3 separate regions of the Homo sapiens genome follow, and regions 2 and 3 are each linked to region 1. Evidence: read pairs that join two places in POLR2A ChIA-PET (ENCODE). Cell type or tissue: K562. All regions are shown on one strand.

Region 1 (5,000 bases):
TATGGTGAAATACGGAACTAACCCAAAGACAGTGAGGAATAGGTGTGCAGTTAGGAATTGTCGAAACCGTGGAAATCTATTTAGCTGAAATCTAGCCAGTGTGTAGACAATGTTGAAATTTTAAAAAGCTTAAATCTGAAAAATATTTAGAAGATATATACAAGTGTCTATTTGTTAGATAGTGAAAACTAGTAAGGTTTTGGAGTGAAAAAGTTTAGAGATGGTTACACCTTTTTTTTCTAAAGTTGCTTAAGGTTTTTGGAATTGCTTCCCTTTCCCCACAAGAACAAAGCACTGGCCGGGTAAGGTGGCTCACGCCTGTAATCCCGGCACTTTGGGAGGCCGAGGTGGGTGGATCACCTGAGGTCAGGCGTTCAAGACCATCCTGGCCAACATGGCAAAACCCCTTCTCTACTAAAAAATACAAAAAAATAGCCGGTCATGGTGATGGATGCCTGTAGTCCCAGCTACTCAGGAGACTGAGGCAGGAGAATCACTTGAACCCGGGAGGTGGAGGCGGCAGTGAGCCAATATCGTGCCACTGCATACAAGCCTGGGGGACAGAGTGAGACTCCGTCTCAAAAAAAAAAAAAAAAGAACAAAGCACTCAGCCCCACTTCCCAGCTGGGGAGCCCCATGGCCTCATCCATCCTGAGAAAGGCCTGCTTTTGCTGTGATGTCCCTGCTAGGCTATGAAGGGGCTATTGAAGGTGCTGGCTAGAGATGGGTTGCTGAGGAGCATGGTGACTTCCTGGCCATTTAATTGTGTTAGATTCATGGTGGAATCAATTTTCTTAGTGAATGAATCAGCTGCTACCAGCACAGGTCCTTTGTCCAAAGCTCCTTGAGGAGGATGACATTTAGATGTATTCTCTGTAATTGATAGGCCATCCCCAACTGGCGATGGACTCATATTTTTAAAAAAAGACAGCTGAGGATTCCATCAGCATTTTGAAGTAAGCTACCTCCACCAAAGCCCAGCTAACTTCAAACCTGCAATAATAACAATCGGTTAATAATAGTCATAATTTCACTTTAGCTCTATATTATGATGTATTGTTCTAAAAAGACTTTCTCGCAAAACCAAGAAGAGAGCATTTCCAAATGTACAAAGTATTGTAAAAGTACAAACGGAAATTATTTCTGTATTGTTATCATTTCCACCTGATCCGTATGAGCTCACAGTGAAGAGGGCAGGGCAAATCTGATTCCATTTTACAACTGAGAAGACGAGCCATTTCATCAGAGTGGTGGTTTCCATGTCAAATGTACATAGAGGTATTTTGGGAACACAGCAGGGGGCATCTGATCTGGCGGGGGCATCTGATCTGGCGGGGGCATCTGATCTGGCAGCGGCTGGGGAGCACTGGTGGTCAAGGAAGGCTTTCCAGAAGGAGTGGGAGTTGGGGGCTGAGTGAAGAGCAGGTCTTTCCAGCCAATAGGATGGCACAGAGCGAGCCTGTGGAGGGCGTCAGGTGGAGAATTGGTGTCTGTTAGCATGGCCGTTAGAATTGAGGCCAAAAGGAAACCAGGATTTCCTACTGAACAGCCCTCAGTTCTCCGGAGGAGGAAATGGGTTAGGATGTCTCTTCCCCTAATCCCTCACTTGTGTCTATCTTGGTCTCTTTGCCAGAGTGGGCAGAAGGGCCCAACTCTGTTGCTTTTGCAACGTGAAGCCTCCCTTCCCTCCTCTGTCTCTGTGCGTGTGAACCCTGGAGGCCTGTTGAGGGACCCTTTTCTATGAAAATGGTAGAAAGAGGAAAAAGGGCAAGAGCATCAAATTATGGAGACCCCGGAGGCTCTGGAGGTGAAGGCTCATTAATTCTATCTGATTCAAAGCCTGAGAAGAACGGCCTGGAGGGCCACTCAGTGTCATCACCCATGACGCTCTCGTAACTCTTCCGTACGAAGAGACATACTTGGGCCACTCTTGCCAGTTAGCCACTTGGGAAATACCACGGAAGACTCACTTTTTTTCACCCAGAAGCCCTTTTAGGGAGAATTTCTTTAGGAGAAATTCCGCTGAATTCAAGCCCATCAGACTCACATGCTGATGATGTAACCCGCGGCAGCTCACTCCTGGACACATGTGACCCATTCTGAAGATTATCTGTCATGTCCTTATAGGGTATGGCTCTGCCTTGGACTGCAGCTCCTCCCCTACCTCCCCTCCTCCCACAGCTCCATATTTAGGCATCTGCCAAGGCTCCTCCCCTCCTCAAGGCTTATCATCCATCTTTACTGCCGCACAATGATGCGGTGGTTTGTTTTCGTATTCACTGCAGCAGGTAATAAATGTTCCTACTTTGGCTTCAGTTTTAATAAAACTATCAGAAACTGCTTTACAGTTTGGGAAACTGAGGCCCTGAAAGCTGACTTGATGGGCCACTTGGGGTCAGAACTGGCTGGCACATGAGGGTCACTTGATTGAACAGAGACTTTTTCTCCTTTCTGACTCTCTAGGTAGCAAAGCTTAGACAGGAGTCTCTCTCTTTCTTTCTCTTTTTGTAGCCATGTCTGGGTATGAGACACACAGAACACCCTTTGCTGGAGAAACCTCTTTTGTGCTACTTTAAATTCCCTACTTAGAGTTAATAACTGTTTATCATTATATTTAGTAATTGTTATTTGAGAATGTTATTAATAGGGACTACTTACTGTGTGTTTACTATGTACATACAATGTGTTTATATTATGCACCTGCTAAGAATTTTGCACTCTAGGCCAGGCACAGTGGCTCACGCCTGTAATCCCAGCACTTTGGGAGGCCAAGGTGGGCAGATCACTTGAGCCCAGGAGTTTGAGAGCAGTCTGGCCAACATGGTGAAACCCCATCTCCACTAAAAATACAAAAATTAGCCAGGCGTGGTGGTGGTGCCTGTAATCCCAGCTACTCGGGAGGTTGAGGCAGGAGAATCACTTGAACCCGGGAGTTGGAGGTTGCAGTGAGCTGAGATCACACCACTGCACTCCAGCCTGAGCAACAGAGCGAGACTCCGTCTCAAGAAAAAAAAAAAAAGAATTTTGCACTCTCAGCTCTAAGCACACTTAATACTCTCAACAACCTGTGATACAGATATAATATTATTACATTGATTTTACAGAGGAGGAAACTGAGGCTTAAGGAGGTTAAGAAAATCTTCCAAGTTCGTCACATAGGTAGTCGGTTGGGCAGCTCAGATTCAATGCCAGGTCCACCTGACTTTAAAGCCCATGACCTTAACAATTATGCCTTATTAATTTCCTTTTGCAGATATTCACTCAGGAAATTTGGCTTTAGCTCAGTCAGTTTATTGGAAAGTTTATTTAAATAACCAAAAGGGCTGAGTGTGGTGACTCATGCCTGTAATTCCAACACTTTGGGAGGCTGAGGCGAGAAGATCACTTGAGCCCAGGAGTTCGGGACCAGCCTCAGCAACATAGTGAGACCTTGTCTCTACACAAACTAAACAAAATTAGCTGATCTTGGTGGTGAGTGCTCATAGTCCTAGCTACTTGGGAGGCTGAGGTGGGAAGATCACTTGGGAGGTGGAGGCTGCAGTGAACCACCATTGTACTCTGTCTCCAGCATGGGAGATAGAGCAAGACTCTGTCTCAAAAAATAAATAAAGGTGGCCAGTGGCTGTGTGTGGTGACTCACGCCTGTAATCCCAGCACTTTGGGAGGCCAAGGCGGGTGGATCATTTGAGGTCAGGAGTTCAAGACCAACCTTGGCAACATGGTGAAACCCTGTCTGTACTAAAAATACAAAAATTAGCTGGGTATGATAGTGCATGCCTGTAGTCCCAGCTGCTCGGGAGGCTGAGGCATGAGAATTGCTTAAACCCAGGAGGCAGAGGTTGCAGTGAGCCGAGATCGAGCCACTGCACTCCAGCCTGGGCAACAGAGCAAAACTCCATTTCAAAAAAATAAAATTAAAATAAATAAATAAATAAATGTCCGAAGCATGTACATTTTTCCTAATTCTGGCCCTGCTACACTGGGGTCAAATAAAACTTAAGGCCAGGTGCAGTAGCTCATGCCTGTAATCCCAGCACTTTGGGAGGCTGAGGTGGGAGGACTGCTTGAGCTCAGGAGTTTGAGACCAGCCTGAACAATATAATGAGACCCCCACTCTATTTATAAAAAATAAGATAATTAAATTAAATTAAAAAAATAAAACATAGAAATGTCTTAAGAGGTCTTGGCTCTGGACTAAGTCACAAATGCATATATTTAAGTTGCCTCTTGGTCTAAGGATCTAAAGTTTAACGGAAGCCTATGGAGCCCTCAAGGAGTCCTTCCTCAAAGGTCTAGTCTCAAATGGGGTCCATGACCACGGTGTGTGACAGTAACCTGGTGTGAGTCTGGAGAAAGAGTCCAGGTAAACATTTGGCAAAGTGGTCCCTCCGCTATGGACATTCAGGATTTGGCATTTCAGATAGTAGTGAAATGGATAACTCGATGGCTTCCTATAATTCCCAGATGCCAGGTTTTGTGCTAAATCAGACTCTCCACATTCTGAATCCTTACAGTGATCACATGAGGAAAGTCCTTTTCTTATTTTCATTTTTATGAGAAAACCAAGGTTCAGAGAGGTTAAGTAATTTGGCCAAGGTCACCTGGCTTACATGTGTTTAAAAACATGAATATGTATCATGTGAATTATTTATATGGCTAACTCATTTGCAAAAGCTATTAGGTATAATTAAACAACAGGGACAGTGGGTTGACGAGGATAAAAATGTCTTGGCAGCCGGACGCGGTGGCTCACACCTGTAATCCCAACACTTTGGGAGGCTGAGGCAGGAGGATCCCTGAGGCCAGGAGTTCATGACCAGCCTGGGCAACATAGTGAGACTGTGTCTCTACAAAAAAAGCAATAAATTAGCCCGGTGTGGTGGCACACACATGTAGTCCCAGCTACTCGGGAGGCTGAGGTGGGAGGATCTCTTGAGCCCAGGAGGTCCAGGCTGCAGTGAGCTGTGATGACACCACTGCACTCCAGTCTGGGCGACAGA
Region 2 (5,000 bases), 200 kb after region 1:
TGGAATACTGAGCCCCAATGGCAGGGATGGCTACTGCAAGAGAAGCAAGAAGGAAAAACAGGTCAATCACTTTCAGTCGCTGAGTGGGGTCCAGCACTTGCTCTAAGATATTTTTTATTTTTATTTTTTTAAAAACTTTTCTTTTTTTTGAGACAGGGTCTCACTCTGTGGCCCAGGCTGGAATGCAGTGGTGCGATCAAGGCTCACTGCAGCCTCAATCTCTTGGCCTCAAGAGATCCTCCCACCTCAGCCTCCTGAGTAGCTGGGACTACAGGTACAGGCCACCTTGCCCAGCTTTTTGTTTTTGCTGTTGTAGAGACAGGGTTTCGCCACGTTGCCCAGGCTGGTCTTGAACTCCTGAGCTCAAGCGATCCAACTGCCTTGGCCTCCCAAAGTGCTGGGATTACAGGTGTGAGCCACCGCGCCCAGCCTAAGATATTTTTTAAAACCACGTTTAGAGGTCCTGGGCCTCTCCATGCTCACTATTGTTCTCTCAGTACAAGCCATGTACCCAGATGCCTGCTCCCTAGAGGAAGGGATGGGTGGTGGCAGGTAACTCCCCCTGCCTGTTGTGGAAGAGACCCCTAGAGTAAGGCTTTTGCACCAATATTTTCTACTATTTCTACAGAAAAATCACAGTTTGAATGTTATTCTTGATGTCCTACTGAGCAAGAAAGGGCCTCTGACTATGGGAAAACAGGCTTAGACGAAGAAGTGAGATCAGAGGCTTGAAGCCTACTGCCTGTGAGAGTTGGGCCTGCCTGTTCCTTCCTACTCACCTCACTCATTACCAGCCGCACTGCCTTTTTTTCACTTTCACCACTATTTAAGAAACAGGTGCTGTTGAGGGTTTCATTCTGAGAACTCAGACCTGTGTACATCCTCCCCACCCTGTATTTCAGATTTCAACATTACCGATTCAAGGAAAAACACATGGTAAAAAAAAATAGCACATTCCCCAGTTTCCTCATGCCCACGCAAAGTAGTGAAGATGTGGAGTGATTGGCTTTTAGTGGGACCTCCCAATTCAAAGAATTTCTGCAAGTAAAGTCCAAAATTATGATTTCAACCAGAGATTCAAACAGCAGCTATTGAATGTCAAGGTACAGTAAGAAGAGATCAAAAGGAAAAGATATCAGCCCTTTTGTGTGAGTGTGTGTGTGTGGGGCGGGGGTGTGTGTGTGTGTGTGTGTGTGTGTGTGTGTGTGTGTTGAAAGGACAAACAAAAATATGAAATGTGTACACAAAGAATCTTTCTATTTCTGGTTTTCTCCAACTGTAGGTACATTTATTCTAAATAGGACAGACTCAATCAAAGGTAAAGAGACAAATGATTGTAAGCTAAACAATGGTACAGCCATTCGATAAAATATACCTAAAACCTTAATCAAATCTTTTACCTGCCTTTCCAACCATATCTTCCACTGGTCTTGTGCCCAGATACTTCACCACCACCCTGGTGCCTCTCCTAAAATACAATGTTCTCATTTTCTGGATGATCAGAAATAGACGCCAATCGATGGGGCCCAGAGAGGGTTGTGAGTTTAAGCTACAAGGGGTTGTATGAAGTAAATGAATTGTTCTGGCTATCAGCCCACAGGAATTTCTACCTCAGGCTCCAGGACACAACTTTACATAGTTAAAGATTATTTAACAGTTCTTTTCTCTTGTTAAACCTTAAGCTACCGTAACTTGCCAAAGGGAGTTCCCTTCTCAACAAGTAGAAGCGACGACTCCCATATCCAGGCTCTATTTTATTAAGTTACAGAGCTGTGGGATCAGTTTTACTTTGCCCACAGTGCCAATGACATTTAAAAGGCAATCTAGTCTAAGGAGTCACTTAACTGCAGAAATTGCAGAATTTTTACACAGGCAAAAAAAAAAAAAAAAAAAAAAAAATCATTACTAGAATCATCAAAAGAAAGTTCAATTGGGGAAATGCTTTTTAACTCTATGAGGCCAATGTGTACCTATGTCCCAAATGCACAGATTCCTTGACTCTATTTTAGCTAGGGAGAGAAGTGTACAATCTCAACCAGAAGAAAATCAGAGTAGCTGGGCTCCAAACAGTTCTTCAACTTCCTCCTGCTGAAGCCAGGAGGGGTCTGGAGGAGGGTCGTGCCAATTACCCACGGACTGAGCTTTCCATGTGTTTGGATGCTTCTGCAGGGTGCTACGTGAGTTTGTGATAGACTCACACAATGGAGTTAATGTTTTTTGCAGGTTCGGATCAGAAGACCGGCCTCACATTAGATGGTCATGGGCACTAATGACATTAATAAACAGGTTTGTAGGGCCTGGAGGTGAAGGCTAAGTTCAGGGTCCCTGGCTTGAAATACTTGAGCATCCCTACTCCCAATCTACTGATCCAACTAGAGGAGGAAATGAGTGCTGGAAATGAGAAACCAGGGAATTAGCTGCAAAAATTTTCAGCAAAGGCCAGGTGCAGTGGCTCATGCCTGTAATCCCAGCACTTTGGGAGGCTCAGGCGGGTGGCTCACTTGAGGTCAGGAGTTCGAGAACAGCCTGGGCAATGTGGTGAAACCCCATCTCTACTAAATATACAAAAATTAGCCAGGCATGGTGGTGCGCGCCTGTAGTTCCAGCTACTCGGGAGGTTGAGGCAGGAGAATCGCTTAACCCGGGAGGTGGAGGTTGCAGTGTGCCGAGATCATGCCACTGCACTCCAGCCCGGGTGACACAGCAAGACTCCATCTCAAACAACAACAAAACTTTCACCACTGCCTTGTCCTCAAGCATTCTTATTTGCTCAGACCATGACAAGGGACAAAAGGTGCTGCTTACTCCTGAAGGGGAATTTTCTGCCCTTCCAAACAACTCTCAGAATGGGGCAATAAGCTCTACCCTCCGACTTCAGATGGTCGGGGCAGAAATAGGCCTGAGTAAGGAAAAGACAGGTTTTACCTGATAGAAGATACAGAGAGCCTCATGTTCTTCCTTTCTTCCCCCTACAACTCTCCTTACTTAGCCACAGACTGAGACAAAACCTAACAATGGGTGACAGCCCTTTGAAAACCTTACTGCATGGCCAGGCGCAGTGGCTCACTCCTCTAATCCCAGCACTTTGGGAGGCCGAGACGGGTGGATCATAAGGTCAGGAGATCGAGACCATCCTGGCTAACACGGTGAAACCCCATCTCTACTAAAAATACAAAAAAAAAAAAAAAAAAAATTAGCCGGGCATGGTGGTGGGCACCTGTAGTCCCAGCTATTCTGGAGGCTGAGATAGGAGAATGGTGTGCACCCAGGAGGCAGAGCTTGCAGTGAGCCAAGATCATGCCACTGCACTCCAGCCTGGGCGACAGAGCGAGACTCTGTCTCAAAAAAAAAAAAAAACAAACAAACAAACAAACAAAAAAAAACCTTACTCAGGCAAGTTTGATTTGAACATAGTCAAAGCTACACCATCCCCTGAAGTTCTAGATAAGGAGGTCCAGGGGGTCACTTTATTTTTGCCTTGTCTCTAGCTGCCTAGGAGAAGAGGAACCCCTGTGCAGATGTGAGAGCCTGAAAAACGCTTGGATTCACTTCAAACAGAAGGGCTGGGGTTTATGCTGAATGGGAGCATTCTCAATCTGCTTCATACTGACCTGTACCAGGTTTAATGGCAACTGGGTTGACGGTAGGGATTTCCAAATTCGGCACCAGTTCATATCCTTTTTCTTGCTGCTTTCCTTTCCCTTCATGATATCGGCTATATATACCACGACCAGCAGAATATCCCCCGAGGTAGGAACCCCTAGGCCCTGGGGCTCTGTTGCCAGCTGCACCTCGCCCTCGGCCTCTTATGCTGCCTGCTTGTAATAACAACACAAAAGATGATCAGCAACCAACAGTGACGGTGCTGGAGGCAGACCTCAGCCCTCGGTTCTCGGCATTTAACTGCCCCAGTCTTAATTGCAGGTGGCTACACCTTTGCTCTTTAATAGGCTGGTAAAGATGCTTCCAACATTCTATTTCAGCCTAGATTTGCATCCTAAGCATGTCTTCTTAGTACAAGAGGCAAACTTGCAGGGTGAGTTTCTAGGATTGTATCTGCAATTTCAGTAAAGAAAAACATTCATAGACTACCCACCACCCCCTCCCCCCCGCCAAAAAAAAAACTGTGGCCAGGTGTGGTGTCTTATGCCTGTAATCCCAGCACTTTGGGAGGCTGAGGCGAGAGGATGGCTTGAGCCCAGGGGTTCAAGACCAGCCTGGGGAGCATGGTGAGACCCTGTCTCAAAAAAAAAAAAAAAAAATATATATATATATATATATAAAATACATATATATATATATAAAATACATATATATATATAAAATACATATATATATATATAATACATATATATATACTATTAAATAATTTTTTTTAAAGTTAGCTTTGGAAGGGGATTTGCTGGTCCACCTTCCTCATTTCATGCTTGAGAAAACAGGCCAGGGGAGATTAAAGTGACTAACTAAAGTCACAGACCCAGTTAATCAGAGAACAGGACCCAGAACCTATGTATCTTATTTTCCAGGTTATGCTGGGTGTCATTATATCCTAATCAGTGATAACAAAAAACAAAATTAAAAATCACGGACTCCACCAACATCTTAAGATTTAATATCACAAGCAGGTTTTAACGTAAGCACCAAGAGAATGGTGGACTAGCCCCTAACCCGGTGGACCTCGGCAAGGAAGAATTCCAGCACTTGCATATTCCTGTGATTTTACCGCTCACCCCAGAACGATCTGTATTTCTATCAGTGCTGCATAAGTGACGGCCTTCGGTGCCAGGAAAGAATTAGACCCAGAATGCAAACCCAAAACGGGGGTGGGAGGGCCTTCAGCACCTACCAGCTCAGCAAATGCCAGCCACGGTATCCCTGGTGCCCCCTGCCTAGGAGGCAACGTTCTTGGGGGCCCCACCCAGGAGAAGAGCCCCCACTAACCTTTCACAAAGTAGTCCCTGTTGGGCCCAATGAGCGCGTTGTAGGGGTAGCCGTAGTAG
Region 3 (5,000 bases), 100 kb before region 1:
TACCATTATTGTTTCTGAGTTTTATGTTTTATTTAGGGAGTCTGTTATGTCCTAATATTATAAAAATTTTTCTTTATTATTTTAAATGTCTACCTTTTTATGTATGTGGTATGAGGTAGAGATTTATAAATGAGCTAGAGATTTAACTTGTCTTTCCAAATGACTAACCAAATGAATGGATCATCTTTGCCCACTTATATAAAACATAACCAGTAATTCTACATCTCCAAATATATATTTTAAGGACTTTAATTCCATTGAGCTATTTGTTAGATCCTGAGTTGCCACCGTGTTGTTTTAATTATTGTAGTGTTATGTTAGGTATATCAGGAATGCTCTGGTTTGAAAAATACATACTTTTGATCATGTATTTTTCTTAAATTCTTCACAAGAGCTTGTTTTAAATAGGTACTTTTTGAGAATCTTTTGAGAATCTAATATAGATTTTGATCTTTAGTTTATTAATATATTTCATATCAATCACAATAATGGATTTCTGGAATAAAACCTACTTTACTTTCAGATTTTTTTTTTTTCCTTTAATGCAGGTAGGAATTGATTTACTAATTCATTGGTATTTTTACAATAGTAATGAAATGGTGTTGGTCTGTGATTTTTTTTTTTCTGTTCCTGGGCTATTTTTGTCAGATTTTGGTTTCAGTGTTTTATTTGGTGTCAGGCTTAATAAAATAAACTGGCAGCCCGCCATTTTTCCCTCTGCTGTGGAAAGTTTAAAGAACTTAGTACCTTGAAGGTTCTGGGCTTGTACCTTCTCAGAGAGAGAATCTTGGTTTATTGGTCAAAGTCTATTTTATGCTGTCTTATCATTTATTTTTTACTGATATCTTTCTCTTAAAATTTGTTAGTATATTTTCAACTCTGGTTAGTTTATTTCCTTTCAGTCTTTAATAACATACATTTAAGGTATGAATTTTTCTCTATATGTTTTGATTTTGATACATATTTTAATTTTCATTATTTTCTAAATCTCAAATTTTAGTTTGATTTTCTGTTTACCCTGGAATTTCTTTCTCCTTTTTTTTGAAACAGAGTCTCACTTTGTCTCCCAGGCTGGAGTGCAGTGGCACCATCGTGGCTCACTGCAGCCTCCGCCTCCCGGGTTCAAGTGATTCTCCTGCCTCAGCCTCCTAAGTAGCAGGGATTACAGGCGCACACCACTACGCCTGGCTAATTTTTGTATTTTTAGTAGAGACAAGGTTTCACTATGTTGGCCAGGCTGGTCTCGAACTCCTGACCTCAGCTGATCCACCCACCTTGGCCTCCCAAAGTGCTGGGATTACAGGCGTGAGCCACCTCCCCTGGCCAATTTTTAAGGCATATAAAAACATGAGTGAATTTTATGTTTAGACTTGGACCCCATTCCCAAGATACCTCATTATGTATATACAGATATTCCAAAATTTGGAAAGATCTGAAATCTCAGCCACTTCTGATTCCAAGTGTTTCAGATGAGGAGTAGTCAACATATACTTTTTTGTGTGTGTGTGTTTGTGTGAGACAGGATCTTGCTGTTGCCCAGGCTGGAGTGCAGTGGCACGATCTTGGCTCATTGCAGCCTTGACCTCCTAAGCTCAAGTGATCCTCCCACCTCTGCCTCCCAAGTAGCTGGGACTATAGACACGTGCCACCACGCCTGGCTAGTTTTTGTATATTTTTTGTAGAGATGGAGTTTCACCATGTTGCCCAGGCTGGTCTTGAACTCCTGAGCTCAAGGGATTCTTCCCCTATTGGCCTCCCAAAGTTCTGGGATTACAGGTGTGAACCACCGTGCCCAGCCCAGTCTGTACTTAAGAATATTTATTCTCTGCTGAGTGTGCAGAGTTCTAAATATGTCACCTAAATCAAATCTTTAAAAGTAGTATTCCAATCCCTAATTTTCTTATTTATTTTTGCTACCTAACTTGCTATTTTCTGAGAGTTTTGTGTTAAAATCTCCCAGATGCCAGAGGTTGATGCTAGCATATGGCCACTCCTGTTCTATGAGTACCTAGAGCAAGAGGCCTGAGGTGAAATAGCTCAGAGTTGTGCTTCCCCAGGCAAAGGAGGGGGCTGGGTGTGTCCTTCTGGGGATGGTCAGTGATTGGTCAGCCAGGGCCCTCATGTTAGGTGGCTGATTGCCTCCATTTGTCTGCCAACGGCTGGCTGATTCTCTCAGCTAGCAGTAGGTTCAGCTTCATCCTGGTAAGAAGGGTAGGTGAGCTCAGTTACTACAGTATGTGCTTGAGGTGTAATCTTCTAGGGCTGTTTGCCTCAAACAACATCAGGGCTGGAGACTGACTTCCAGCAGGTGAGTGATTTTAAGGCCTAGAAAGGATGTGGATAATTGTTGGTAGCATCCAGCCCCTAATACTGATATCCTTTGTGTTGAGCATATCTGAGGCAGCAAGATGAGAGGGGAAGTGGAACTGGTAGTTGCACATGGCTTCCTTTCAAGGGTTGTCTTTAATAAATTGAAGAATAGCAAAATACCACATTATTTTGGATAATTAGTTTACCAAATTTCTTTCCCTTTTGCTTTCTTGCTTCTTTCTTTCTTTCTCTCTTTCTTCCTTCCTCCCTTCCTTCCTTCCTTTCTCTCTCTCTCTCTCTCTTTCTTTCTTTTTTATTTTATTTTATTTTATTTTTTATTATTATACTTTAAGTTTTAGGGTACATGTGCACAATGTGCAGGTTAGTTACATATGTATACATGTGACATGCTGGTGTGCTGCACCCACTAACTTGTCATCTAGCATTAGGTATATCTCCCAATGCTATCCCTCCCCCCTCCCCCCACCCCACAAGAGTCCCCAGAGTGTGATGTTCCCCTTCCTGTGTCCATGTGTTCTTATTGTTCAATTCCCACCTATGAGTGAGAATATACGGTGTTTGGTTTTTTGTTCTTGCGATAGTTTACTGAGAATGATGATTTCCAATTTCATCCATGTCCCTACAAAGGACATGAACTCATCATTTTTGATGGCTGCATAGTATTCCATGGTGTATATGTGCCACATTTTCTTAATCCAGTCTATCATTGTTGGACATTTGGGTTGGTTCCAAGTCTTTGCTATTGTGAATAGTGCTGCAATAAACATACGTGTGCATGTGTCTTTATAGCAGCATGATTTATAGTCCTTTGGGTATATACCCAGTAATGGGATGGCTGGGTCAAATGGTATTCCTAGTTCTAGATCCCTGAGGAATCGCCACACTGACTTCCACAGTGGTTGAACTAGTTTACAGTCTTTCTTTCTTTCTTTTCTTTCTTTCACAGAGTTTGCTCTTGTTGTTCAGGCTGGAGTGCAGTGGCACCATCTCGGCTCACTGCAACCTCTGCCTCCTGAGTTCAGGCAATTCTCCTGTCTCAGCCTCCCAAGTAGTTGGGATTACAGGCGCCCGCCACCATGCCCGGCTAATTTATTTTTGTATTTTTAGTAGAGACAGGGTTTCACCATGTTGGCCAGGCTGATCTTGAACTCCTGACCTCAGGTGATCCACCTGCCTCGGCCTCCCAAAGTGTTGGGATTACAGGCGTGAGCCACCATGTCTGCCTAGTTAACCAGATTTCAAAAAATATTCGTATATGGTCAGTTCCTCAGTATCTGGCCAATGGAAGAGGTGAGAGACATAAATAGTGTGAAATACTGAGCAGCATATAATTTTTTTGAATGATTTTCTTTAGATATTGGAACGTGAGTGTGTCAGACATTTGTTGATTTGTAGAATTTCATTCTACAGATAATATAGTATCACCGTCAAGATATGACTGAATAATGCAGGGATGAGAGGTAGGGTAGTGCTTAAGTTTTTCTTTTCTGTATCCCTGCTTAGAATTTGACTAAAATCCCATGGTAAAAGTAAATGTAGAATTTGACACAATAAAAATGTCAGCTTAAAGGTCTATTGTCTGTGTTTGATGTTTGAAGGAAACCACATATAAATCCAACAAAGGATTTAAGAAGAATAGGTGATAAAATGAAAGAAAGATTTGTTATGGCTAATCTGCCTGGTATAAAGGATTAGAAATTGAATCTATCTATCTATCTATCTATCTATCTATCTATCTATCTATCTATCTATCTTTTTTTTGAGACAAAGTCTTGCTCTGTCGCCCAGGCTGGAGTGCAGTAGCACCATCTCAGCCCACTGCAACCTCTGCCTTCCGGGTTCAAGCGATTCTCGTGCCTCTCAGCCTCCCGAGTAGCTGGGATTACAGGCGCGCGTCACCACACCCAGCTAATTTTTGGGTTTTTTGTAGAGACGGGGTTTCACCATGTTGGCCAGGCTAGTCTCTTAACTCCTGACCTCAAGTGATCCACCCGCCTCGGCCCCCCGAAGTGCTGGGATTACAGGCGTGAGCTACTGTGCCTGGCTGAATTACCAATATACTATCTTTTGGCATTCATTTTTTGAAAATTAGCTTTTGAGAACCTATTATTTGATAGTTTCCTTCTGATTATTCTTGATTTTTTTTTGAGATACACCATGAGCATTTAATTTCAAGGTTGAAAACTTAAAAGTAAGCCAGTTTTTCATATTCTTGTAAGATGTTTGAAGATTGCTTGTGTTAATGTCCCACACAACTTATTTTCATTTATTGACATTATGTTTCTACTTAAATTTTCTACAGCTATTCATTAGAACACACAGTGCAATTTCTTAACTGTGTTCTTGAAGGGGACCCTGTAAAAACAGTTGTAGCCCAAGAGTTTGTTCACCAAAATGAGAATGTCACATCTCATACTGGCCAGAAGTCTAAAGAGAAAAAGGTATGGAGTTACTAATTTTTTTTCTACAAGGGTAGATAATTGCATATAAAAATATAATTGGTTCATTGAGTATAATAATTTAATGATTATTTCTCACCATTTTGACTAGACTGGAAATTTAACCACCAATGGCATATTTGGCTTATAATATCTGTGCACTCAAAATAATGAATTTATAGCTGATTTTTTCCTTCGTGTGCATGATAAACAGGCACTTGAATTTCTGCA

What was found. ChIA-PET counts read pairs that join two places held together with the same protein. Peaks named below come from ENCODE experiments on the same cell type or tissue, not always from the same donor. Only the 100,000 strongest peaks of a DNase experiment are listed, where the experiment ranks them.
Region 2: POLR2A ChIA-PET joins it to region 1 with 5 read pairs; 4 of 35 experiments call an interaction of 5 or more read pairs at or near these places.
Region 3: POLR2A ChIA-PET joins it to region 1 with 5 read pairs; 2 of 35 experiments call an interaction of 5 or more read pairs at or near these places.

What each region holds. Positions count from the first base shown.
Region 1 is chr4:40,236,875-40,241,874 of GRCh38, forward strand. The region is part of intron 1 of RHOH (ras homolog family member H); the gene reads left to right. Among named protein-coding and RNA genes, the nearest start is that of RHOH, 42 kb to the left of the region's middle. RefSeq lists an enhancer at 1,293-2,284. In K562, no CTCF peak of the experiment used is centred here; DNase peaks (open chromatin) are centred at 1,447, 2,167 and 2,473; H3K4me3 peaks cover 1,186 bases.
Region 2 is chr4:40,432,830-40,437,829 of GRCh38, forward strand. RBM47 (RNA binding motif protein 47) reads right to left here. Exons shown (of 7, transcript NM_001098634.2): 4 at 4,942-5,000; 5 at 3,612-3,818; 6 at 1-33. Among named protein-coding and RNA genes, the nearest start is that of RBM47-AS1, 9.2 kb to the left of the region's middle. RefSeq lists an enhancer at 890-1,159. In K562, no CTCF peak of the experiment used is centred here; no DNase peak of the experiment used is centred here.
Region 3 is chr4:40,132,311-40,137,310 of GRCh38, forward strand. N4BP2 (NEDD4 binding protein 2) reads left to right here. Exons shown (of 18, transcript NM_018177.6): 14 at 4,634-4,772. Among named protein-coding and RNA genes, the nearest start is that of RHOH, 62 kb to the right of the region's middle. In K562, no CTCF peak of the experiment used is centred here; a DNase peak (open chromatin) is centred at 2,111.